Linked DNA regions of Homo sapiens: region 1 is linked to region 2. Evidence: read pairs that join two places in POLR2A ChIA-PET (ENCODE). Cell type or tissue: PC-9. All regions are shown on one strand. Links, peaks and the distances in the headings refer to the core of each region. The heading gives the core; the rest is flanking DNA.

Region 1 (12,863 bases), core at 4,007-8,006, 85 kb after region 2:
ATAACGAAATGAAGGCAGAAATAAAGATGTTCTTTGAAACCAATGAGAACAAAGACATGACATACCAGAATCTCTGGGACACATTCAAAGCAGTGTGTAGAGGGAAATTTATAGCACTAAATGCCCACAAGAGAAAGCAGGAAAGATCTAAAACTGACACCCTAACATCACAATTAAAAGAACTAGAGAAGCAAGAGCAAACACAGTCAAAAGCTAGCAGAAGGCAAGAAATAACTAAGATCAGAGCAGAACTGAAGGAAATAGAGACACAAAAAACCCTTCAAAAAAATCAATGAATCCAGAAGCTGGTTTTTTGAAAAGATCAACAAAATTGATAGACCACTAGCAAGACTAATAAAGAAGAAAAGAGAAGAATCAAATAGATGCAACAAAAAATGATAAAGGGGATATCACCACTGATCCCACAGAAATACAAACTACCATCAGAGAATACTATAAACACCTCTACACAAATAAACTAGAAAATCTAGAAGAAATGGATAAATTCCTCGACACATACACCCTCCAAAGACTAAACCAGGAAGAAGTTGAATCTCTGAACAGACCAATAACAGGCTCTGAAATTGAGGCAATAATTAATAGCTTACCAACCAAAAAAATCCAGGACCAGATGGATTCACAGCCAAATTCTACCAGAGGTACAAGGAGGAGCTGGTACCATTCCTCCTGAAACTATTCCAATCAAAAGAAAAAGAGGGAATCCTCCCTAACTCATTTTATGAGGCCAGCATCATCCTGATACCAAAGCCTGGCAGAGACACAACAAAAAAAGAGAATTTTAGACCAATATCCCTGATGAACATTGATGCAAAAATCCTCAATAAAATACTGGCAAACCAAATCCAGCAGCACATCAAGAAGCTTATCCACCATGATCAAGTGGGCTTCATCCCTGGGATGCAAGGCTGGTTCAACATACGCAAATCAATAAATGTAATCCAGCATATAAACAGAACCAAAGACAAAAACCGTATGATTATCTCAAGAGACGCAGAAAAGGCCTTTGACAAAATTCAACAACCTTCATGCTAAAAACTCTCAATAAATTAGGTATTGATGGGTTGTATGTCAAAATAATAAGAGCTATCTATGACGGTCTGTCATATCACAGCCAATATCATAGTGAATGGGCAAAAACTGGAAGCATTCCCTTTGAAAACTGGCACAAGACAGGGATGTCCTCTCTCACCACTCCTATTCAATATAGTGTTGGAAGTTCTGGCCAGGGCAATCAGGCAGGAGAAGGAAATAAAGGGTATTCAATTAGGAAAAGAGGAAGTCAAATTGTCCCTGTTTGCAGATGACATGATTGTATATCCAGAAAACCCCATCATCTCAGCCCAAAATCTCCTTAAGCTGATAGGCAACTTCAGCAAAGTCTCAGGATACAAAATCAATGTGCAAAAATCACAAGCATTCTTATATACCAATAACAGACAAACAGAGAGCCAAATCATGAGTGAACTCCCACTCACAATTGCTTCAAAGAGAATAAAATATCTAGGAATTCATCTTACAAAGGACATGAAGGACCTCTTCAAGGAGAACTACAAACCACTGCTCAATGAAATAAAAGAGGATACAAATAAATGGAAGAACATTCCATGTTCATGGGTAGGAAGAATCAATATCGTGAAAATGGCCATACTGCCCAAGGTAATTTATAGATTCAATGCCATCCATCAAGCTACCAATGACTTTCTTCACAGAATTGGAAAAAACTACTTTAAAGTTCATATGGAACCAAAACAGAGCCTGCATTGCCAAGTCAATCCTAAGCCAAAAGAACAAAGCTGGAGGCATCACGCCACCTGACTTCAAACTATACTACAAGGCTACAGTAACCAAAACAGTATGGTACTGGTACCAAAACAGAGATATAGATCAATGGAACAGAACAGAGCCCTCAGAAATAATGCCACATATCTACAACCATCTGATCTTTGACAAACCTGACAAAAGCAAGAAACGGGGAAAGGATTTCTTATTTAATAAATGGTGCTGGGAAAACTGGCTAGCCATAGGTAGAAAGCTGAAACTGGATCCCTTCCTTACACCTTATACAAAAATTAATTCAAGATGGATTAAAGACTTAAATGTTAGACCTAAAACCATAAAAACCCTAGAAGAAAACCTAGGCAATAACATTCAGGACATAGGCATGGGCAAGGACTTCATGTCTAAAACACCAAAAGCAGTGGCAACAAAAGCCAAAATTGACAAAAGGGATCTAATTAAACTAAAGAGCTTCTGCACAGCAAAAGAAACTACCATCAGAGTGAACAGGCAACCTACAGAATGGGAGAAAATTTTCGCAAACTACTCATCTGACAAAGGGCTAATATCCAGAATCTACAATGAACTCAAACAAATCTACAAGAAAAAAACAAACAGCCCCATCAAAAAGTGGGCGAAGGATATGAACAGACACTTCTCAAAAGAAGACATTTATGCAGCCAAAAGACACATGAAAAAATGCTCATCATCACTGGTCATCAGAGAAATGCAGATCAAAACCACAATGAGATACCATCTCACACCAGTTAGAATGGCGATCATTAAAAAGTCAGGAAACAACAGGTGCTGGAGAGGATGTGGAGAAATAGGAACACTTTTACACTGCTGGTGGGACTGTAAACTAGTTCGACCATTGTGGAAGTCAGTGTGGCAATTCCTCAGGGATCTTGAACTAGAAATACCATTTGACCCAGCAATCCCATTACTGGGTATATACCCAAAGGATTATAAATCATGCTGCTATAAAGACACATGCACACATATGTTTACTGCGGCACTGTTCACAATAGCAAAGACTTGGAACCAACCCAAATGTCCAACAATGATAGACTGGATTAAGAAAATGTGGCACATATACACCATGGAATGCTATGCAGCCATAAAAAATGATGAGTTCATGTCCTTTGTAGGAACATGGATGAAGCTGGAAACCATCATTCTCAGCTAACTATCGCAAAGACAAAAAACCAAACACCGCATGTTCTCACTCATAGGTGGGAACTGAACAATAAGAACACATGGACACAGGAAGGGGAACATCACACACCGGGGCCTGTTGTGAGGTGGGAGGAGGGGGGTGGGATAGCATTAGGAGATATACCTAATGTTAAATGACAAGTTGATGGGTGCAGCACACCAACATGGCACATGTATACATATGTAACTAACCTGCACGTTGTGCACATGTACCCTAAAACTTAAAGTATAATAATAATAATAAAAAAGCAGACAAACATGCACCTACATAATCCCTCATAAAACCTCACAAAACCCACTAAGACAATGTTTTAAATTCAGAGGTGTACCTAAAACATCCTCCACAAAGAATAAATTAAAGTGAGTACATGTGTAACCACCACCCAAGAAGAGAAGAGTATTTCCAGCAACTCAAAAGATTATCTGTCCCTTCCAAATTACACTTCTCCGTCTCAAGCAAAAGTAGCCACTACCCTTTTTGGGAAATCACCCCCTTATTTTTCTTTGTAGTTTTTCAACCTCTGTATGCATGCCTAAACAATATGGTTTAGTTTTGCCTCCCCTCTGAACTTTATGTAAATGGAATCATACTGTATGCTTTTGTGTCTCTTTCTCTGAACATTAGGTCAGAAGTTTATCCTGGTGTATGTAACTGTGATTCACTCACTTTCATTTCTTATTAATATTCCCTGGTATGTACCACAATTTATCCACTCTAATGTTGATGGACATTTTGCCTATTACATACAATGCTGCTATGAACATTCTTGTAGGGAAATCTCGCATACGTGCATGCATTTCTCTAGAATATACACACAAAAGAGGAACTGATGGATCACAGGTTAGGCGTATCTTAAATTTTGGCATTAATGCTAAATTGTTTTCCAAAATAGTTGTACCAATTTATACTGTCACTAGCAGTGCATGAGAATTCCCATCACTGGACATCCTTGCCATCACCAGATACATGTGAGAGTAAGTAATTTTGTGCAAATCTGTTAGGTATATAATAGAATCTCCTGATTTCAATCTGTCTTTTTGTGATTATTAATGAGCTATGGCTCCTTTTCAAATATTTACCGGTCATTTAGATTTTCTCTTGTGACGCACCTGTTCAAATATTTCATCCGTTATTGTTATCATTTTCTTATTTGTAGATATTGTTATATTCTGGATACTAGTCCTTTGTCAAATATAGATGTTGCAATTCTTTTCTCCAACTCCACAACTTGCATTTCACTTTTAATGCTATCTTTGAGGAAGTTCCTAATTTTAAAGTAGTCCAATCTATCATTAATCTCCTTTTATGATACAGTACTTCCTTTACTTTTAGTTTTTTATTTTGACATAATTTCAGGCTTACAAAAAGTTGTAAATTTATACAGTTATACAAAGTTATAAAAAGTTCCTGTATACCACATTCCCCAAATGTTAATATTTTACATCTGCTTTACCCTTGTCTCTGTATACATACATATATTTTTTTCTGGACCATTTGAAAGTTGCAGGCATGATTCCTTTTTATTCCTTAATACTTTAATGTTTCCCCTTAAAAATGTCTTATATGACCACAGTACAATTATCAAGATCGGGCAATGGATACTGATAAAATACTATTATCTATAGAGCTTAGATTTCTTGAACTGCTGCAATAGTGTCCTTTATAGTAAAAGAAAATTCCAGATTAAGTGTTTAGCTATGTCTTTTTAGACTCCTTTAATCTGGAATAATTCTTCACTCTTTCTTTGTCTTTCATGGCATTAACACTTTTGAAGAACACAGATCAGTTATTTTATAGAATATCTTAAAATGCAGGTTTCTCTGATGTTTCCTCTCAATTAGATTTAGGTTATGGGTTTGGGGCAGGAATACCACAGAAATGTAGCAATGTTCTTATTGCATTTTATCAGGTGGCACTTCTGTTAATTTGCCCCATCTCTGATGATGTTTACTTTGGACAGCAAATGCAGATAGTATCTTCCAGGTTTCTCCTCTATGTTGTTTTTCCTTTATAATTAATAAGTATACTGTGGGAATATATTTTGAGATTATGTAAATATCCTGTTCCTTACTAAACTTTCATCCATTAGTTTTAGTACTACTATGATGGCTGCCAAATGGCAATTTTCTAATTCCATCGTTGCATCATTTGTCAGTTTCCCTCTGTAAAGAAGAGCGTTCCTTATTTGTGTACTTATTTATATCAGTAAAAATTCATGGATTTTTATCTTATTCAAAGGGTTATAATCCACTATCATTTATTTTCATACCCAGATTGTCCCAGATTTGGCCAGTGGAAGACCTTTAAGCTAGCTCCAGTGTCATTATGACATGCTATGACCATTCTTTGAGCAATTCCTTACTTTCTGGCACAAGAAATTCCAGATTCATCTCATTTTTCATGCTCCAGCCTAAAATCAGCTATTCCTCCAAGAAATAGTGGTTCCTTTTAGTGGACAAAGGTATTTAGAAACCAAGATCTAGATGCCAGTTGTGTTCACTGCTACAGGGGTATCACTGCTTCTAGGCCTCTCAGCTGACAGTTAGGAAAACAAATGTGTGTGTATGTTTATGTATGTATCTATAGACAGACACACACATATCTATTTTCAACTGTCCACTGAAAGGGCTTAGGATCAAAGACACACCAATACAAACATCCGTATCATATCTACATATCTCTATACCTATACATCACTGCTCTATGTCTGTTTAAATATACACAAATATATGCATGTATACATACACACATTATTCATATAAACATGTAATATATTCATATGTGTATAGACACATACACATCTATGAGGTCACACTAATGCCTCTAATGCAATTATATTGACAAGGTTCATTCTGGCCTTCCCACTTTCTCTTTTTTTGAGATGGAGTCTCGCTTTGTCACCCAGGCTGGAGTGCAGTGGTGCCATCTTGGCTCACTGCAACCTTCACCTCCCACGTTCAAGCGATTCTTCTGCCTCAGCCTCCCAAGTAGCTGGGATTACAGGCACGTGCCAACATGCCCAGCTAATTTTTTGTATTTTTAGTAGAGACAGGGTTTCACTGTGTTAGCCAGGATGGTCTCAATCTCCTGACCTCGTGATCTGCCCGCCTCAGCCTCCCAAAGTGCTGGGATTACAGGTGTGACCCATTGCACCCGGCTGCCTTCCCACTTTCTACACTTGTAACTCTCTTCTTCAATAATGAGAAACCTGGCTCACAATATCCAAAATATTTCTATCTGCAATTGTGGTTTATTTGTGTAGTGAATTCCTATAATTTTAGGTTGCCTTGGCATTCGTTTCAAGTATAAGTCTGACTTTCTCATTCAAGAATCAGGGCTCAGTCACCCTTGACACAGTTTTTAGTTCTCCATTTCCTCCCAGGTCCTCAATGTGGTCAATCAAGATACCTGCCTTTTACAACCACCTCCTGGTTATCACCTCCTTTTAGGAGAGCTAGGTAGAATCTACCTGACTCACCCTAATGACCCCAAACCCTGCACAGATATGCCTCAGTGACCACCTCTTAGTCACAGCATGACTCATGCCTGCTTGCTCCAACCTACAAATTAGAACTCCTCATAGGAAACTTGCTTGGTTAAGAACACCCTGGACCCCAGTAAAGGCTTTAGTTCCCTAGGTCCTTTCTCTTTCATCCCATCCACTGGTTGCACTTGCGTGTCCTAGGTGGCACCCCTCTTCCTGTTGACCTTGCAAGGTGTGCTACTTTCTCTTCTCTCTAAAATCTGAAATTAAAACTGCTTGTTATTTCATGCGTTTTGTTTTACCATCTCCTCTGTAGCTCACCTGACCAACACACCTGAACCTAATTCTCCGCTTGGTCAGGGTTCTCCTAGAGCGTGGCTGTCTTGGTCAAATAAACTGGACACGGATAGGACAAGAACCACAAGGGTATCTGCCAGTATAAGTTTCCTGTGAGAAGAACACCTGGCCATAGGTCTGACATTTAAGCATTAGGACATCTACCAAGATAAAAAACTATCTCATGAAAGACAGACTGTAAACATCCATGACCATCTCATATGGTCATATCCCAGCTCCACAATAATCCCTGGAGCCCCATCAGGACAGACATACAGTTAACAGCCACTCTCCAGAGAGTTTACAGACACTCTCAAGAAAGATCAAATTAGAGGAAAATAAAACAATTTGGCCAGGCATGGTGGCTTATGCCTGTAATCCCAGCACTTTGGGAGACCGAGGCGGGCGGATCACAAGGTCAGGATATTGAGACCACCCTGGCTAACGTGGTGAAACCCCATCTCTACTAAAAATACAAAAAATTAGCCGGGCGTGGTGGCAGGCGCCTGTAGTCCCAGCTACTCGGGAGGCTGAGGCAGGAGAATGGCGTGAACCTGGGAGGCGGAGCTTGCAGTGAGCCGAGATTGCACCACTGCATTCCAGCCTGGGTGACAAAGCAAGACTCCATCTCAAAAAAAAAAAAAAAAATTTGATGTTTTAAGAAATCTTTTGCAACCTCAAGGTTAGCAATACATTTTCCTCTACATGTATTCCTCTGAATTCTCCCTTCTAAAATATGTATTGTTCTGTCTTGCACATCTCTAATCTACTTGGAGTTAATTTTTATGTATGGGGTGAGATAGGGACCAAGTCTTCCTTCTTTCCTATGTAGATAACAAGATGTCCCAGCACCACTGATTGAAAAGATCAACCATCCTGTTACTCTACCATGCCAATTGTGATATAAATCAAACATCAACAAATGTGTGGGTCTCTTTCTGGTGCTGATTTTGGTGTATTTGTCCTCAGACTGCCATCTCACTATCTTAATGACTACAACTTTTATAAGTCTTGAGCTGGTAGAAGTCTTCTTTATTGCTCTTCAATATTGCCTTATCTATTCTTGGCACTATCTAGCTCCATAAAATTTTAGCATCATTCTATCAAATTCCACAAAATTCTCTTAAAATTTTGATTGGGAATGCATCAAAGATACATAAATAAGCTTGGAAATGGTTGATATTTTTACAGTAGTGAATCTTCCAGTCCATGAACATAGTATTTATCTCCTTTAAGTCTCTCAATAAAGTTTATTAATTTTGCTTATAGGAGTTTTACACATATATCATTAGATTTGTTGCTAGGTCCTTTTTGATGGTATGAAAAATGACATCATAGCTCCAGTTCCAAGTAAAATAAAGTAACCACAGTGATGTCTCTCCCACTTGATGCAGCCATAAAACATAAACAGAAAGCACAGAACAGCTATTTGAGGACTCTTAATAAGGTGAATTATAGCAGATAAATGCGGTAAGAAGAATGGAGTTTGAAGTTCACTATTCTAGCAGAGTTTCCCATTTTACTGAACTAAGTTAGGCCTGGACTGTCAGGCCTAAACCAAGCAGCAAAAACAGAGAGCTCCAGGAGAAGCCATTTACTTTTGGCTCAAGGAATGGGAAAGGAGACTCTTAATGTTCACAGAAAGGGAGGAAAAATTCTCCCTTTATCTTTTTTTTCCCTTTTCTCTATTTTCTGATATCACAGCCCCCAAATAATTCCACAGTTCTACTCTGAGGTGCCATGACCCCAAGAGAGTAGAGTGGATCCACGTTGCTCTTTTTCTTTCTCTACAGGTACTTTGGCACTGAATATAGACAGGTACAGTCACAGGAAGTGACTGGTTTTCCAGCCAGAAAACCAGAAAGTACCAGGAAAGTCACAGAAAGAGGAGTCTGGAAAGGCAACTCAACAAACTTGCTTGTAAACTCCCGGGCTCATCCCCAGGCTGTGCAAGCATAATCTTAAGCTTAAACAGCAGAGCAAAGACCTTGAGACCACTGCCCAGGTTCCATACTGGCCACTCAGTGGCACATCACAGGATAGAGTATATTCAGCTAGCACTGCAAAGGCTTTGAAAATGGAACTTACATGGAAACTACAATATACAGAAGGTTGGTCAAACCTTTCCATCTCAACCCAGCCAGCTCTAATTCCTGCTAAAACAAAAATATCAACATTCTCCATAGGATTTACAAAAGGCCCAGAGTCGCATAACGTAATATTTTTAAATGTCCAGGCATAATCCAAAATTACTCATATAAAGAACTAAGAAAATCTCAACTTGCAAGAGAAGAGACAACAAGACACAGATGTTGAAATCAACTGACAAAGATGTTAAAATGGCTAGTAGAAAAATGTTTAAAGAAGTGTGGGCACTCCCCAAATCAATAACATAGGTTTCCATCTTAATCAATTAGAAAAAGAAGAGTAAAACAATTCCAAATCACATAGAAGGCAGGAAACAATAAAAAAGCAGATATCAATGATATTAACAGAAAACCAAGAGTGAATATGAATGAAATCAAAAGAGCAATATAACATAAAAACTTCAGCAAGATAGGCAAAGAGAAAAGACACAAATTACCAATATCAAGAATAAAAGAGGGGTATCAGTACTAACCCTGCACACATTAAAAGTATAATAACGAAATGCCACAAACAACTCTATACGCAAACCTATAAAAATGAAACAGATGAAAAAGACCAATTCCTCTAAAACCAAAAACAGTAAAAACACACCCAAGCTGAAACATATTACTAGGATAGTCCTTTAACTATTAAATAAATTAAACGTATAGTTAAAACCCTTCTGAAAAAGAAAACTCCAGGCCCAGATTGTTTCACTTATAAATTCTACTAACATTTAAAAAAGAAATAACACCTATTCTACATAATCCTGAGAGAAAGTAGAAAAGGACAAAATACGGCCGGGCGCAGTGACTCACGCCTGTAATCCCAGCACTTTGGGAGGCCCAGGCAGGCAGATCACGAGGTCAGGAGATCGACACCATACTAGCTAACATGGCGAAACCCCATCTCTACTAAAAAACAAAAAAAAATTAGCCGGGCGTGGTGGCAGGCACCAGTAGTCCCAGCTAGTCACGAGGCTGAGGCAGGAGAATGGCGCGAACCCGGGAGGCGGAGCTTGCAGTGAGCTGAGATTGCACCACTGCACTCCAGCCTGGGTGACACAGTGAGACTCCGTCTGAAAAAAAAAAAGAAAAGGACAAAATACTTCCAAACTCATGAAGCTAGTATTACAATGATACCAAAACCAGACAAAAACAGTACAGGAGAAAAAACATAATAAAAAATATTCTTAATGAACACAGATGCAAACACACTCAATAAAATATTAGCAAATCAAATCCAGCCACAAATAAAAACAATAATATACCATAACGAAGTGGGGCTTATACTGGTACTACAAGACTGATTCAATTTTCAAAACTCAATCACGGCAATCCACACATTAATAATTTAAAGAAAAAATATATAACCATATTAATGCATACAGAAAAAGCACTTGACAATACTCAAGATTCCTTTATGATAATAACTTTCAGCAAACAAGGAATAAAAAAGAATCTTCTCAGCCTTATAAAGGGCATCTATAAAAAAAAAACCTAGTACTGCAATAAGGAAAAAAAAAAAAAGAACACATACATTGGAAAAGAAGAATTCAAACTGTCTAATTTGCAGCTAGTGTGGATATCTACACTGAAAATCCCAAGAGATTTACAAAAAAAAAAAAGAAGCCTAGTGCTAATAAGGTCACAGGATACAAAATCAGAATTTCTGTGCAGCCATGAACAACTGGAAACAATTGGAAAATAAAATGTTTAAAAAGATACCATTTTAACATAGGTCTGAAAAATTAAATACTTCTAACAAAACATGTATCAGATCTATATGCATAAACACTGATGAAAAATCAAAGAAGATCTAAATAAATATAGACATATGTTCATAATTGGAAGACTCAAAGATGTCACTTCTCCACAAATTGATCTACAGATTTAAAAGAAAGGCAATCAAGTTCATTCCCAGTAGGATTTTTTTTGTAGCTATGGACAAACTGATCCTAAAATTTAAATGGAAAGGTAAAGGAACTAGAATAACTAAAACAATTGTAAAAAAAGAGAATAAAGTTCAAAGAATCACACTACTCAATTATAAGACTTACCATAAAGTCAATAATCAAGACAGTGGTATTGTGGCAAAAGGATAGAGACATAGATCAGTGCAACAGAATACAGATTCCAGAAATAGACCCACAAAAATATAGCCAATTGATTTTTTACAAAGGTACAAAGGCAATTCAATGGAGAAAGGGCAGCTTTTCAACAAATGGTGTTGGAACAACTGGATGTTCATATATCAAAAAAAAAATCTAATCTGATATTTTACACAAAAATTAACTCAAAATGAATCATAGGATCTAAATTTAAAACACAAAAAGCTTCATGAAATATACAAAAAACATCTTAGCATGATACCAAAACTCGACAAAAACAGTACAACGGGGGAAAAAAACATATAAATATATGTATTTTTTTTAAACAGCGTCTCACTCTGTCACTCAGGCTAGAGTGCAGTAGCATCATCTCAGCTCACTGCCACCTCTACCTCTTGGGTTCAAGTGATTCTAGTGCCTCAACCTCCCAAGTGGCTGGGACTACAGGCGTGTGCCACCATGCCTGGCTAATTTTTGTATTTTTAGTAGAGACAGGGTTTCACCGTGTTGGCCAGGCTGGTCTCGAACTCCTGACTTCAAGTGATCTGCCTGCTTTGGCCTTCCAAACTGCTGGGATTATAGGTGTGAGCTACCCGGCCCAGCCCATACAGATTAATATTCTTTTTTTTTTTTTTTTTTTTTTTTTTTTTTTTTTTTTGAGACGGAGTCTCGCTCTGTCGCCCAGGCCGGACTGCGGACTGCAGTGGCGCAATCTCGGCTCACTGCAAGCTCCGCTTCCCGGGTTCACGCCATTCTCCCGCCTCAGCCTCCCCAGTAGCTGGGACTACAGGCGCCCGCCACCGCGCCCGGCTAATATTTTGTATTTTTAGTAGAGACGGGGTTTCACCTTGTTAGCCAGGATGGTCTCGATCTCCTGACCTCATGATCCACCCGCCTCGGCCTCCCAAAGTGCTGGGATTACAGGCGTGAGCCACCGCGCCCGGCCCCAGATTAATATTCTTAATGAACATAGATGTAAAAACACTCAAAGAGCTAAAAAAATAAAAAATACTGTGAGGAATTAGTGGGCCAAAATCTAAGAGAAAAGGAGAACATAAGGCTGTGCTCAGCACTGAATGCCAATTTGTCCTAACAGCATTTGCTAATCTAAAAGAGTGAGGGTAAAACTGAGCTGCATTTTGATGGTCTCTTGGATCTAGAGGAACAAAAATGAAAGTGCTCCATCTGACAAAAGATGGGACTCCAATAAACTACCCAACACTTTAAACTGAAATCTTGAAGATTAATCCACATAACATTAGAGACCTAGAATTAAACCAACACACTTATAGAGATTTTGTATGTGTGTGTGTGGGGGTGTGGATGTGAGATGGGAGTTTTGTTCTTGTCGCCCAGGCTGGAGTGCAGTGGCGCGATCTCAGCTCACTGCAACCTCTGCCTCCCGGGTTCAAGCAATTCTTCTGCCTCAGCCTCCCGAGTAGCTGGGACGACGCTATGCCCAGCTAATTTCGTATTTTTAGTAGAGACAGGGTTTCACCAGTTGACCAGGCTGGTCTCGAACTCCTGACCTCAGGTTATCCACGCACCACAGCCTCCCAAAGTGCTGGGATTACAGGCATGAGCCATGGCGCCCGGCCACTTGTAGAGATTCGCATCTGTCTTTGCATCATTTAGATGGTTTAGAAAATTTCAAGCCTTGCGCTTGAATTAATGTCTTCCCTAAACAGTAAAATCCCCAAGACATGTCACCTAATTAAATTAAAATTCCCTTTTGGGTAAGATACCACCATCTTGGGCCTTAGGTTATTCCTAAAAGTCTTTTTTCAAAT
Region 2 (12,863 bases), core at 5,637-9,636:
TTAATGGAACTTCATTTTACAGAATTAACCAAAGTAAAGCATATTCTATAAAATAAATTTGTTATGTATCATCTCTGTATAAAACTATAATTACTTACCTAAACATGCTTGTACAGATTTAAGATGAAGGTGCCACATATGCAGAATAGAGTTATTATTGCTGTCCTTCTCAATTACTACTAGAAAGAACTTTTCTGAAAATGGTGGTGGGCGGTATCCTATTATTCAAAGGAAAAGGATATTTAAATTAGTATGTTTTTATGGGGTTAAAAAAACACTTTTTAAAAGCTACCACCACCTCTTGATATGCATGGAAGTTGGGAAGAAAAGGCAAGAAAGACTTTAAGGAGGAGTTTTATATAATTTTTGTACCGAAAGTTAGATAGCTATCAAGGACTAATGAAATTACGTCAAAAGTACACAAAAGCTAACATGAAAGGATACCTACTAGTCAAAGAGGGGACATTTTGAGCATCAAAGAATAAAACTGAATACAATTTGTTAAAACGTATTTATCCTATTACAAACTATGAGTTCACACAAATACCAAAAAAGGGTACATAAAAAAGAAAGCAAAGGAAAGAAAGCAGCAGCAGAAGAATGGGAGGAGGATAGAAGGGAAGGAAGCGGGGTGCTGAGCACACAAAAGCTCAAGCCAGCCTCACAGGATGCCCCTGGAGTAACTGGGGCACTTACGCCTTATTTAGAAAACTGGCAATTAAAAAGAAATAATAAAATAAACATTCATCCTGCTTTTCTTGCATGAAAACAGCATTAAAAAAAAAAAAAACTTAAGTTGTGGGGGAAGGAGCAGTGGTAGGGTAAAGAAAAAATTTTGTAGAAATTTCATGCATTTTTTAAAAAAAGACATTACTTGTATATATAATTTTCCCTGCTGAAAATTAGATTCTTCATAACTGAAAATGAGATCTAATGCAGGATAATAAAAGCTTTCCTTAATCATTAAAACTCATAATGACAACATATTGGTAATGAGCGCTGCTAGAGTTAAAATTGTGGCCTCTAACCATTTTCATTAGAAGAAACAGTCTGGCACCGCATGTTCTCACTCATAAGTGGGAGTTGAACAATGAGAACACATAGACACAGGGAGGGGAACATAACACATCAGGGCCTGTTTGGGGGTAGGGGGCTAGGAAGGGGAAAGAATTAGGAGAAAGACCTAACATAGATGACAGGTTGATGGGTGCAGCAAACCACCATGGCACGTGTAAACCTATGTAACAAACCTGCATGTTCTGCACATCTATCGCAGAACTTAAAGTATAATAATAATTTTTAAAAAAGAAACAGTTTGGAAGGATGATTCCATTCTTGCAAAGGACAGCTACAAGATAAACCCAGGAAAATCTTGCTCCTGAAAGAAAGTAAACTATTACAATAATGAGGTTATGTCAAAAGGACACAGGACCTACTTCAAATGCTACTTACTAGCCTAATATAGCACTATGTAAGCATTTAAAAAATGACTGCAACTGACTGAAATATCCTACATACCTAAAAATCCATTGAGTTATATGAGTACTTCTCTGTATGTATATTATAGTTCATTAAAGAGTTTTCTTAAAATGAGTTCATATTGATACTTAAAAGACAAAGAAATCCAACAACAACAATAAATTCAACAGTAGCAGCTAGAGATAACCAGCGCGCAGACTCCTCATTCTGAAACTGTCAATTAAATGGAAATAACTAAGCACTTAACCTTTCCAAAAAGAACTGTTTTTCAAAGTAATCCAATAGCCCTAGTTGATAAAGAAATGCTTTTCTTTACAGATGCTTTCCAGCTAATAAATAAATGAGAACTGATAAAATTGGAAAATCATAATTTTTCAATCCCTAATGAAATAACTGGTTTAAGATCAATAATATTCAATGGAAGAAGCCATGAGATAAAGACTGCTGTCAAACTATAATGACACCACCACCAACTGAATCTTCCGAATCTTAATATGACTAAAAGTGAGATATCCAAATTTTTTTTTCTGGTATGATACATATGAAGTACATGGCATCACCCAGAATGTTGAACCCAGATCTAATCAAGTCTGTAGAGCTAACTTCCACTGTACAGGCAATACAGTAGACAAGAAAAAGTTTAAACAACATCACAAGTAAGTAGTCAGAGAAACTTCTTTAAAAAAAAAAACTTGCTCTAGAACTGAAGGAGACAGAGATACAAAAAACCCTTCCAAAAATCAGTGAATCCAGGAGCTGGTTTTTTGAAAAGATTAACAAAATAGATAGACTACTTGCCAAACTAATAAAGAAAAAAAGAAAAGAATCAAACAGACACAATAAAAAATGATAAAGGGGCTATCATCACTGATCCCACAGAAATAAACACTACCATCAGAGAATACTATAAACACCTCTACACAAATAAACTAGAAAATCTAGAAGAAATGGATAAATTCCTGGACACATACACCCTCCAAAGACTAAACCAGGAAAAAGTCAAATCCCTGAATAGACCAATAACAAGTTCTGAAATTGAGGCAGTAATTAATATCCTATCAACCAAAAAAGCCCAGGACCAGACAGATTCACAGCCAAATTCTACCAGAGGTACAAAGAGGAGCTGGTACCATTCCTTCTGAAACTATTCCAATCAATAGAAAAAGAGGGACTCCTCCCTAACTCATTTTATGAGGCCAGCATCATCCTGATACCAAAACGTGGCAGAGACACAACAAAAAAAGAAAATTTCAGGCCAATATCCCTGATGAACATCAATGCGAAAAACCTCAATAAAATACTGGCAAACCGAATCCAGCAGCACATCAAAAAGCTTATCCACCACGATCAAGTCGGCTTCATCCCTGGGATGAGAGGCTGGTTCAACGTACACAAATCAATAAATGTACTCCATCACGTAAACAGAACCAATGACAAAAACCACATGATTATCTCAATAGATACAGAAAAGGCCTTTGATAAAATTCAACAGCCCCTCATGCTAAAAACTCTCAATAAACTACGTATTAATGAAACTTATCTCAAGATAATAAGAGCTATTTATGACAAACCCACAGCCAATATCATGCTGAATGGGCAAAAGCTGGAAGTATTCCCTTTGAAAAGCAGCACAAGACAAGGATGCCCTCTCTCACCACTCCTATTCAACATGGTACTGAAAGTTCTGGCCAGGGCAATCAGGCAAGAGAAAGCAATAAAGGGTATTCAAATAGGAAGAGAGGAAGTCAAATTGTCTCTCTTTGCAGATGACATGACTGTATATTTAGAAAACCCAATCGTCTCAGCCCAAAATCTCCTTAAGCTAATAAGCAACTTCAGCAAAGTCTCAGGATACAAAATCAATGTGCAACAATCACAAGCATTCCTATACACCAATAACAGACAGAGAGCCAAATCATGAGTGAACTCCCATTCACAATTGCTACAATGAGAATAAAATACCTAGGAATACAACTTACAAGACCCTCTTCAAGGAGAACTGCAAACCACTGCTCAAGGAAATGAGAGGACATAAACAAATGGAAAAACATTCCATGCTCATGGACAGGAAAAAATCAATATTGTGAAAATCGCCATACTGCCCAAAGTAATTTATAGATTCAATGCTATCCCCATCAAGCTACCATTGACTTTCCTCACAGAATTAGAAAAAAACACTTTAAATTTCATATGGAACCAAAAAAGAGCCCTCGTAGCCAAGACAAACCTAAGCAAAAAGAATAAAGCTTGAGGCATCACGCTACCTGACTTCAAACTATACTACAAGGCTACAGTAACAAAAACAGCATGGTACTGGTACCAAAACAGATACATAGAACAATGGAACAGAACAGAGTCCTCAGAAATAACACCACACACCTACAACCATCTGATCTTTGACAAACCTGACAAAAACAAGCAATGGGGAAAGGATTCCCTATTTAACAAATGGTGCTAGGAAAATTGGCTTGCCACATGCAGAAAACTGAAACTGGACCCCTTTCTTACACTTCATACAAAAATTAACTCAAGAGGGACTGAAGACTGAAACGTAAGACCTAAAATCATAAAAACCCTAGAAGAAAACCTAGGCAATACCATTCAGGACGCAGGCATGGGCAAAGCCTTCATGACTAAAACACCAAAAACAATGGCAACGAAAGCCAAAATTGACAAGTGGGTTCTAATTAAACTAAAGAGCTTCTGCACAGCAAAAGAAACTATCACCAGAATAAACAGGCAACCTACAGAATGGGAGAAAATTTTTGCAATCTATCCATCTGACAAAGGGCTAATATCCAGAATCTATAAGGAACTTAAACAAATTTACAAGAAAAAAATAACCCCATCAAAAAGTGGGCAAAGGATATGAACAGACACTTCTCAAAAGAACACATTTATGTGGCCAACAAACATATGAAAAAATGCTCATCATCACTGGTCATTAGAGAAACGCAAATCAAAACCACAATGAGATACCATCTCATGCCAGTTAGGATGGCAATCATTAAAAAGTCAAGAAACAACAGATGCTGGAGAGGATGTGGAGAAACAGGAAGGCTTTTACACTGTTGGTGGGAGTATAAATTAGTTCAACCATTGTGGAAGACAGTGTGGCAATTCCTGAAGGATCTAGAACCAGAAATACCATTTGACCCAGCAATCCCATTACTGGGTATATACCCAAAGGATTATAAATCATTCTACCATAAAGACACATGCACATGTATGTTTATCGCGGCACTGTTCACAATAGCAAAGACTTGGAACCAACCCAAATGCCCATCAATGATAGACTGGATAAAGAAAATGTAGCACATATACACCATGGAATACTATGCAGCCATAAAAAAGGATGAGTTCATGTCCTTTGCAGGGACATGGATGAAGCTGGAAACCATCATTTTCAGCAAACTAACACAGGAACAGAAAAACCAAACACTGCATGTTCTCACTCATAAGTGGGAGTTGAACAATGAGAACACACAGACACAGGGAAGGGAACATCACACACCAGGGCCTGTTGGGGGGTGGGGGGCTAAGAGAGGGATAGCATTAGGAGAAATACCTAATGTAGATGATGGGTTGATAGGTGCAGCAAACCACCATGGCACATGTATACGTATGTAACAAACCTGCATGTTCTGCACATGTATTCCAGAAATTAAAGTATAATAAAAAATAATAATAAAAATAAACTTGCTCTAAAACAAGTCAGTGGCATAATGAGGGTGTATATAAGGTATCACTTTAGATTAAAATACTCTTTAAATAGACAATGAAAACACAATATGTAAACTTTGTTTGGATATAGATTCAAACAAAAACACATAAACAAACAAAAAGCTCAACATTTTTTAGACAACTGGAAGAAATATGGAGTAGTTATTGCACGATTCTGAGGAATTTTATTATCAATTTGATAACAGCAAATATGTAAGGAAGTTATTTTTAGAAACGCATATGGAAGTGAAACAACACTGTAGGTGGATTTGCTTTAAAATATTTCAGGGGGGCCAGGCGTAGTGGCTCACGCCTGTAATCCCAGCACTTTGGGAGTCAAGGTGAGCTGATCACTTGAGGTCAGGAGTTCAAGACCAACCTGGCCAATGGGGTAAAACTCTGACTCTAGTAATAATACAAAAAAATTAGCCAGGTGGGCTTACAGCCGAGTAGCTGTAATCCCAGCTACTCGGGAGGCTGAGGCAGGAGAATTGCTTGAACCTGGGAGGTGGAGGTTACAGTAAGCTGAGATGACGCCACTGCACTCCAGCCTGGGCAGCAAAGCAAACTCTGTCTCGGAAAAAAAAAAAAAAAATTCGGGGGGAAAAGGAAAAGAAAAATTGTGTAGACAAAGCAAGTGTGATAAAATCTTTAACCTACATTATGGGAATATGGAGGTTCATTTAATTATGCACTATAATTTTGTCTATTTTTGGCATTTTTCTTAACTAAAAGGGTAATTAACTTTAAATTAAAACTTAGTACAAAATAAAGCAGAGGCAGAGAAGAGGAGAAACCTACACAAGTCCTTTAAGAACACAGCTATAAAATCAGGAAGAAAGAGAAATTTCACACAAAAACTAAAGGAAAACCAAGAAAGCACTGAGGAAATCTTTTGGCCTGATTTAGCAGTGGCATAACAAATATCAAAAGCGAGAAATAAAGAAAATTTTTAATGCAAGTCAATTAAAATATTATAAAGAAAAGTACCAACTTTATATAAGCATTGAATTCTGGTAAGCTGGCATATCTTTCCTGTTAGAAATAATGTGATAAATGGCAGCTACATTTGTTGGAAACCATATTAAAAAGATTAACCCAGGCAAAGGTAAGATACTACAGAAAAGTAAATTTTAAATTGGTAAAGCAGTACTGCTGTTATAATGATAGTGAAATAAAACTTAACATAATTGAATAACACAAATAAGAAAAGTTTTGTGTATGAAGAAAGATATACGAAAGAAAAACAAGTTACTAGTCTGACGAGTGAAAAGATGTTTGAGCTAAGCTTCTTAGAATACAGGACCTCAATCTGATTTTCACTAAAGCGAAGGAAATTGTCTGCACAAATTACATAGAAACAGTTTCCTTAGATGCTATACATAATTTCGTGATGAAGACTACACTAAGAAAATTAAATATGTCCATCTGGATATTCACAATTTGTAACCACATGAGATTAATTATCTGAAAACCCTTTGTAAACTAAATATTCGCCATAGACACTTAATTCTTAAAGACATGGCTTTTCAAATAGAACATGTTGGTTTTATAATTATGAAGTTATATATATACACACAATTTTATTTGCCAATTTAAAAAACTTAAATAAAAGTTTAACGTCTGAAGGGAACATTTTAAGCTAAGTTATAAAGTTTAAACTAAACGTCATATTGTTTGTTTTTGAAAGGGTTAAACTACTTACTTTCACAAAAAGGAAAAAATACCACACTTCAAAGGGGAAAACTGTGAGATGGTACCTTGCATTCACTATTTCCATGAGGTTTCTAGTGTCCCACACAACATGATACCTTATATCTTATATTCATCATTGGTCTGAAGCAATTTACTGGTAATTTTTTAAAACCTGTAATAAAATTAACTGTTTTCCTTAAGATACCAAATGGAACTACCAATCAAAATAATTTAATTATAGAGTTGAAGAAACTTACTTTTTAAAACAAATTAAGGTTCACAGATACCATTTCTTAGTAAAAGTTGATGTCACCAATGAATTGTCTTGCAAAAAGTAATTTTCACCCACAGCCCTCTTCATCTACAAGCAAGCAATTTTGACAGAACTAACTGGTGAATCTGTCAAAAATTATGAGAGTGGTAACTTTTGAAGATCCATACTCAGTGAAAACTTAGAGATCATTTTTTAGCATGAAGGTAAACAAATGCAGACTATTTTTTTAAAGTACCTTGTGATGGCTGAAAAAATATTTCTGTTTCCTTTTTCTCCATATCTTCCTTATGTGGTTTATATCCTATAATGAAGTCTTCTTGAAACACATGAAGCAACTGTGTATTTGAGCCACACTACAAATACAAAAAAAAATGAAGAGGTTTTATCTTTGAAATTCCCTGTCTCCCATCTCCCATCTGTCACCTCCCCAATGCTAATGCAGAAGAAATATATCTAACAATTTCTATTCTTTACCACTACTAATTAGAAAGAAAAAAGCAACAGAAGAGAATCATTAAAACTATCCTGGTCAGAGAAAAATTACTTTCAAAAATGTCACAGCCAATAGCAGAATAGAAGAGCTCTAGTACAAACAAATCAACAGGTTTGCTTCTCAGGAAAAAAAAAAAAAAAAAGATGCTAAAAAACCCAAATTCCAAATTTAAAGAACAGTTAAGCAACCTTCACCACTTTGAGCCTGAAAGCATCAGATTCACAACTGACTAGGGAGGGCTGCACTATGTAAGACACACTAGACTACTACACAACTTGTAATTTTTTCAATTCCACTGGAGAACCAAAAAACAAAACAAAACCCAGAAAGCTCCTCGAAGTATCCCAATAGCTCTGTCTAGTGGGAATTATGAGGGATCCTATAACAGCCAGCAGGATGATACATCTCTAGAGAACTAAACTTACACATAAGTAACTAGAACCCCTCGAAGGATGGATGAAACATCACTGTCAACTGCTATGCTCCATGACCATGTTTTAAGACTATCACGAATGGCTACTTAGAACCTTAACAGGAACTGAAGTTCAAGGAAAGGCTAGATCCAAACAAAAGCTTATTTTGGAAGTGTATTAAGACAATCAATCAGATGGCTCCCCCAGAGATTTCAAGAAAAGGAAGCAGCTATGATTATCTTGGCATTGGATGAGGAGTCTATAATCTTATAGAATAAAGGAAAACCTGCCTCTTTACATAATAGAAAGAAATAAAAGGATTATAATATTAGGTTGGGCCATACAATTTTATGAAAGTTATAGGGTATTTTGTGTTTCTCTAGGTAGAAACATTAAAAATCTCTTCACATTCATTGTCTAGGAGGTCATTTCCCCAAGGGACAAACAATAGATGAAAGTAAAGAGAAGGGTGATGTCTTCACAGATATAGAAATCATACAACACATTGGGAACAAACCTAGAAAGAATTTTAAACTTTGTCATTCATTATTGCTTACAGTTTACCAGCCCCTGTGTTAAAAATAGGCACAAGGAGCAGGGGAAAAAGTGTTGAGCAAATATGAAGTAAAAAAACTGCTTTGTGAGAGCAGACTGTGTTAATATCCCATGGTAATGAGTGCAAAGGAGGCTAAAGTAGGGGATGAATTTAACATCCAATCCATTAAAAATTAAGTTATCTATAGGAAGGAAGCCAACCCACTCTTCTACATTCCTATTGAGTAGAAAAAAGAAATCACAGGCTGAATCTGAAGAAAGGTGGGGCACTGGGGATTAAAAAGTTAAGCATTTCCCAGGAGGTATTAGCAATATGGGTCTGGCAGCCCCAGTTCTGCTATCAAGAGATGATGTATTTTATCTATATTAGCAGAAATGAGTACATTTTCCCCAATAGAAAGTGCAAGACACTAAAGAAAATTTATGATGTAACTCTATACTTGCTTTCAACTATAGTTGGCTCTTTCTTCATTTCCTTGTTTAAAACTATTGGTAGCTTCTTTACCAAACTAATCCTTTTCACATTTGGAATAAATGTTAGTTCTATCCCTTAGACCATAAACATAGTCCTAAAGAAACAAATATCCTGAGGGCTAAAATGGGTTTTACATCTCCCTCTAGGGAGAAGGGTTCTCCTTCTTTCCTAGGTAGTAGCTGGGGAGGAATACTACACAAAGGACCTGTGATTAAAAAGTATATGTCCACTTGAATCTGACTTTCATCTGCATTTTAAAGGACCTCACAAAAGTACCCAACATGGGGCCTAACAAGGCAAACACTCTGAAACTGAGGTTACCCTCTATTGAGTTGAAAAGAGTAATAATATAAAATGAGAAACCACAACCCGACCCTTCTATGCAGCTGCACTGTATTTTCTCTCAGCATTTCAAGATCAAGGTCATGGTTTCTCTAAATGAATCAAATTTCCTTTGCTACAAATACAATTCAACTGGAGAAGAATAATTCCTTTTTTAAAAAATTTTACTTAAATAGCTTTTGGGGTACAAGTGGTTTTTTTGTTACATGGATGAACTAGTAGTGAATTCTGAGATTTTAGTGCACCCATCACCCAAGTAGTGTACACTGTACCTAACATGTGGTTTTTCAAATCTCTAGTTCCATTTCCACCCTCCCTCTTCTGAGTCTCTAAAGTCCATTATATTGCTCTGCATGCCTTTGCATACTCATAGCTTAGCGCCCACTTATAAATGAGAACATACAGTTCTTGGTTTCCCAAGGAGAAAAATAATCCCTAAATCATTAGTAGATTTTCACTATGGGAATCAACATAAGTTGTCTGCATTTAATAACAAACAAGAAAATTATTCTGAGAATGACATATATCATATACATATAAAACACCATGGGATAAAGTATACGAATATCACCAATTCACAAGCATGTTTTTACTTGGTTGGTTATTGCGTCGAGTTCAATAATGCAGCCAGGTCGAGCAGTAGACTGTTGGCTCACAATATTAAACACTTCTCCAATAAGTTTCTGTAAATAAAAAACACAAAATGTTAATGGCCAACAAATTATAATCTAATGTCAATATGATACAGCATCTTGGACATTTAAGGCCCCCTCTAAATATTCACTGATTGGCAATGGAATGTAATACATTCAAAGAAATACTTCAACTTTCCATACTCATTCTCATGTTAAGTCTAAAGTTAAGCAGAGAGAAAACTATAATGTTTACAAAAATAGCATATAACTTCAAGGTATCATATCTTCTTCATTTTTGCAACCTTAAAGCCCAAGACAGACATGGCTGAAGATCTGGCCCAATGCCTGAGTGGTCTGCAGATGTGCAATGCCATTTAAAAGTACAACCCTGCCAGACCGAAGGTAAGGGCAAGGGTTGAGAAGAAGTGGGACTCTTGTGCCTTGGGATAAGGATGTATGAACAAACAAATGAAGCCTAACTTTGGAACCCCAAAATCCCAAAACTTTCTGCTAAAAAGAACAGTCCTCCTCACCCATGTTCCAACCAGCTTTCTCTTGCATAAAAACCTTTCAGTAACTTCATCTGAAACGGTTGCCTCAGAAAGAAATGCCCATTCTCCTCAGCACCCACCTTTACCACTTTTCACTACCTCAAAAAGGCCAATAAGAGGGGTTAGAGGCTAGCTTCGCCTAGAGATATAAGTACAAGGTAGGGAGATATAAGTACAAGCATATACACTGGAGTTGTAGAAACTTTCTTATTTGTATCAGTAGGATTCCAGAGAGCATGTAAGAAAATTGATTCTAGGGTTATTAGATCAAAAGAAAAAAATATGTAGTTAGGTAGGGCTGAATTTACTGATATGGGTATGTTCACCCAAGATTCATGATTTAAAGTGTTAGCTCAGACATTTAGAAATGGTGTTAACAGGGCCAGGGTGGTGGCTCACACCTGTAATTCCAGCACTTTGACAGGCCAAGGCAGGTGGATCTCCTGAGGTTAGGAGTTAAGAGACCAGCCTGGCCAACATGGTGAAACCCCGTCTCTACTAAAAATATAAAAATTAGTGGGGAGTGATGGAGGGTGCCTGTAATCTCAGCTATTCAGGAGGCTGAGGCAGGAAAATCACCTGAACCTGGGAGGCGGAGGTTGCAGTGAGCCGAGATTGCACCACTGCACTCCAGCCTGGGTGACAGGGCGAGACTCCGTCCAAAAAGGAAAAAAAAAGAAATGGTGTTAACAGTCTGCTGGGTTTGTTCATTGAAATCTGGACTCAACTGTGGCCTATAGTTGGTGAGGTGAAAACAGTGAAATTTTTGTAGCACACAACAAAGCTTTGCTACTCAAAGTGTAGTCAATGGACCAGCAGTGATGGGAAGCTTTTTATGAATGCATACTTACTCCCTGAAACTAAGACATCTGTATTTTAATGAGACTTCCATAGGATTCATGCGTATATTAAAGTTTAAGAAGGACTGCTGTAGATCACTGGTTCTCAATCTTGGCTGCACACTGAATCACCTGGAGAGCTTTAACAATCAATGATGCTTAGGTCCCACCCACAGAGATTGAGGTGCTTCCAATGTGCAGCCAAGGTTGAGATCCCCTCACAAGAATAGTTATGTATTCCAGCTAAGGATTTGCTTTCCCTGCCCACAACTCTCTGCCAGCACTATAATTAACAGACTTTCTGAACACTACACTACAGAATTCCAGAATTCTACAGAATCTCACTCAACATCACCTCCAACCAAGGAACTCATTTTATAGTGGAAGATACTACTGGAAATTAGAATGAAGTAAAGCATTCGCCCAGGGTGCAAAATTTAAAAGAGTGCTCAAAAATTCAATAATCAAGAAAAATAATATTTTAATGCAATATTTTAAAATCAAAATTAATGTAAACAATCCATAATGAGCAAAATATCAAACATTTAAATATAGAACCCAAGAGTATCTTAATGAGCCACACTGATACCATTAATGTGCATCAAAACTGCACATATGTGTTTTGATGTATATTTTTTTTTAATGGTTAACATTCTTCTTTTCTTTTTTCAGGGTCTTGCTCTATTGGCCTCCAACTCCTGGGCTCAAGTGGTCCTCCTATCTCAGCCTCCCAAGTAACTAGGATTACAGGTGCATGCAACCATGCCTGACAAATTTTTTAATTTTTTTGTAGAGACAGGGTCTCACTATGTTGCTCAGGCTAGTCTCAAACTCTTGGCCTCAAGCAATCCTCCCACCTCAGCCTCCCAAAGCACTGGGATTACAGGCATAAACCACCACACCTGGCTGTAGTTAACATTTTTCCAGAACATCAAAGTAGTTAAAAAATGCTAAAAAATTGAAAAGTAGGTGCATTAAAACTCACATATTACTTTAAGTTTAAATTTATTTATACCAGAAATTGGACTAATTATAGTTTTATTTTTCTGGCTTTAATGGAAACAAACACATTAATAATATTTTCAAAATCTCCTTCTTTGCTTCTCTGGTTTTGACAAAGTCTCTTGTTTTTTTTTTTTTTTTTTTTTTTGAGATGGAGTTTCACTCTTGCTGCCCAGGCTGAAATGCAATGGCATGGTCTTGGCTCATTGCAACCTGCGCCTCCCGAGTTCAAGTGATTCTCCTGTCTTAGCCTCCCGAGTAGCTGGGACTACAGGTGCACGCCACCACACCTGGCTAATTTTTGTATTTTTAGTAGAGACAGGGTTTCACCATGTTGGCCAGGCTGGTCTTGAACTCCTGACCTCACGTGATCCACCTGCCTCGGCC

Evidence for each region. ChIA-PET counts read pairs that join two places held together with the same protein. Peaks named below come from ENCODE experiments on the same cell type or tissue, not always from the same donor. Only the 100,000 strongest peaks of a DNase experiment are listed, where the experiment ranks them.
Region 1: POLR2A ChIA-PET joins it to region 2 with 6 read pairs; 2 of 35 experiments call an interaction of 5 or more read pairs at or near these places.

What each region holds. Positions count from the first base shown.
Region 1 is chr15:51,593,824-51,606,686 of GRCh38, forward strand. All of the region lies in intron 1 of DMXL2 (Dmx like 2), which reads right to left. Among named protein-coding and RNA genes, the nearest start is that of DMXL2, 23 kb to the right of the region's middle. RefSeq lists an enhancer at 9,729-10,023. In PC-9, for the core only: no CTCF peak of the experiment used is centred there; a DNase peak (open chromatin) is centred at 6,478; H3K27ac peaks cover 1,675 bases.
Region 2 is chr15:51,507,036-51,519,898 of GRCh38, forward strand. DMXL2 (Dmx like 2) reads right to left here. Exons shown (of 44, transcript NM_001378457.1): 14 at 10,043-10,132; 15 at 7,407-7,524; 16 at 99-218. Among named protein-coding and RNA genes, the nearest start is that of DMXL2, 110 kb to the right of the region's middle. In PC-9, for the core only: no CTCF peak of the experiment used is centred there; no DNase peak of the experiment used is centred there.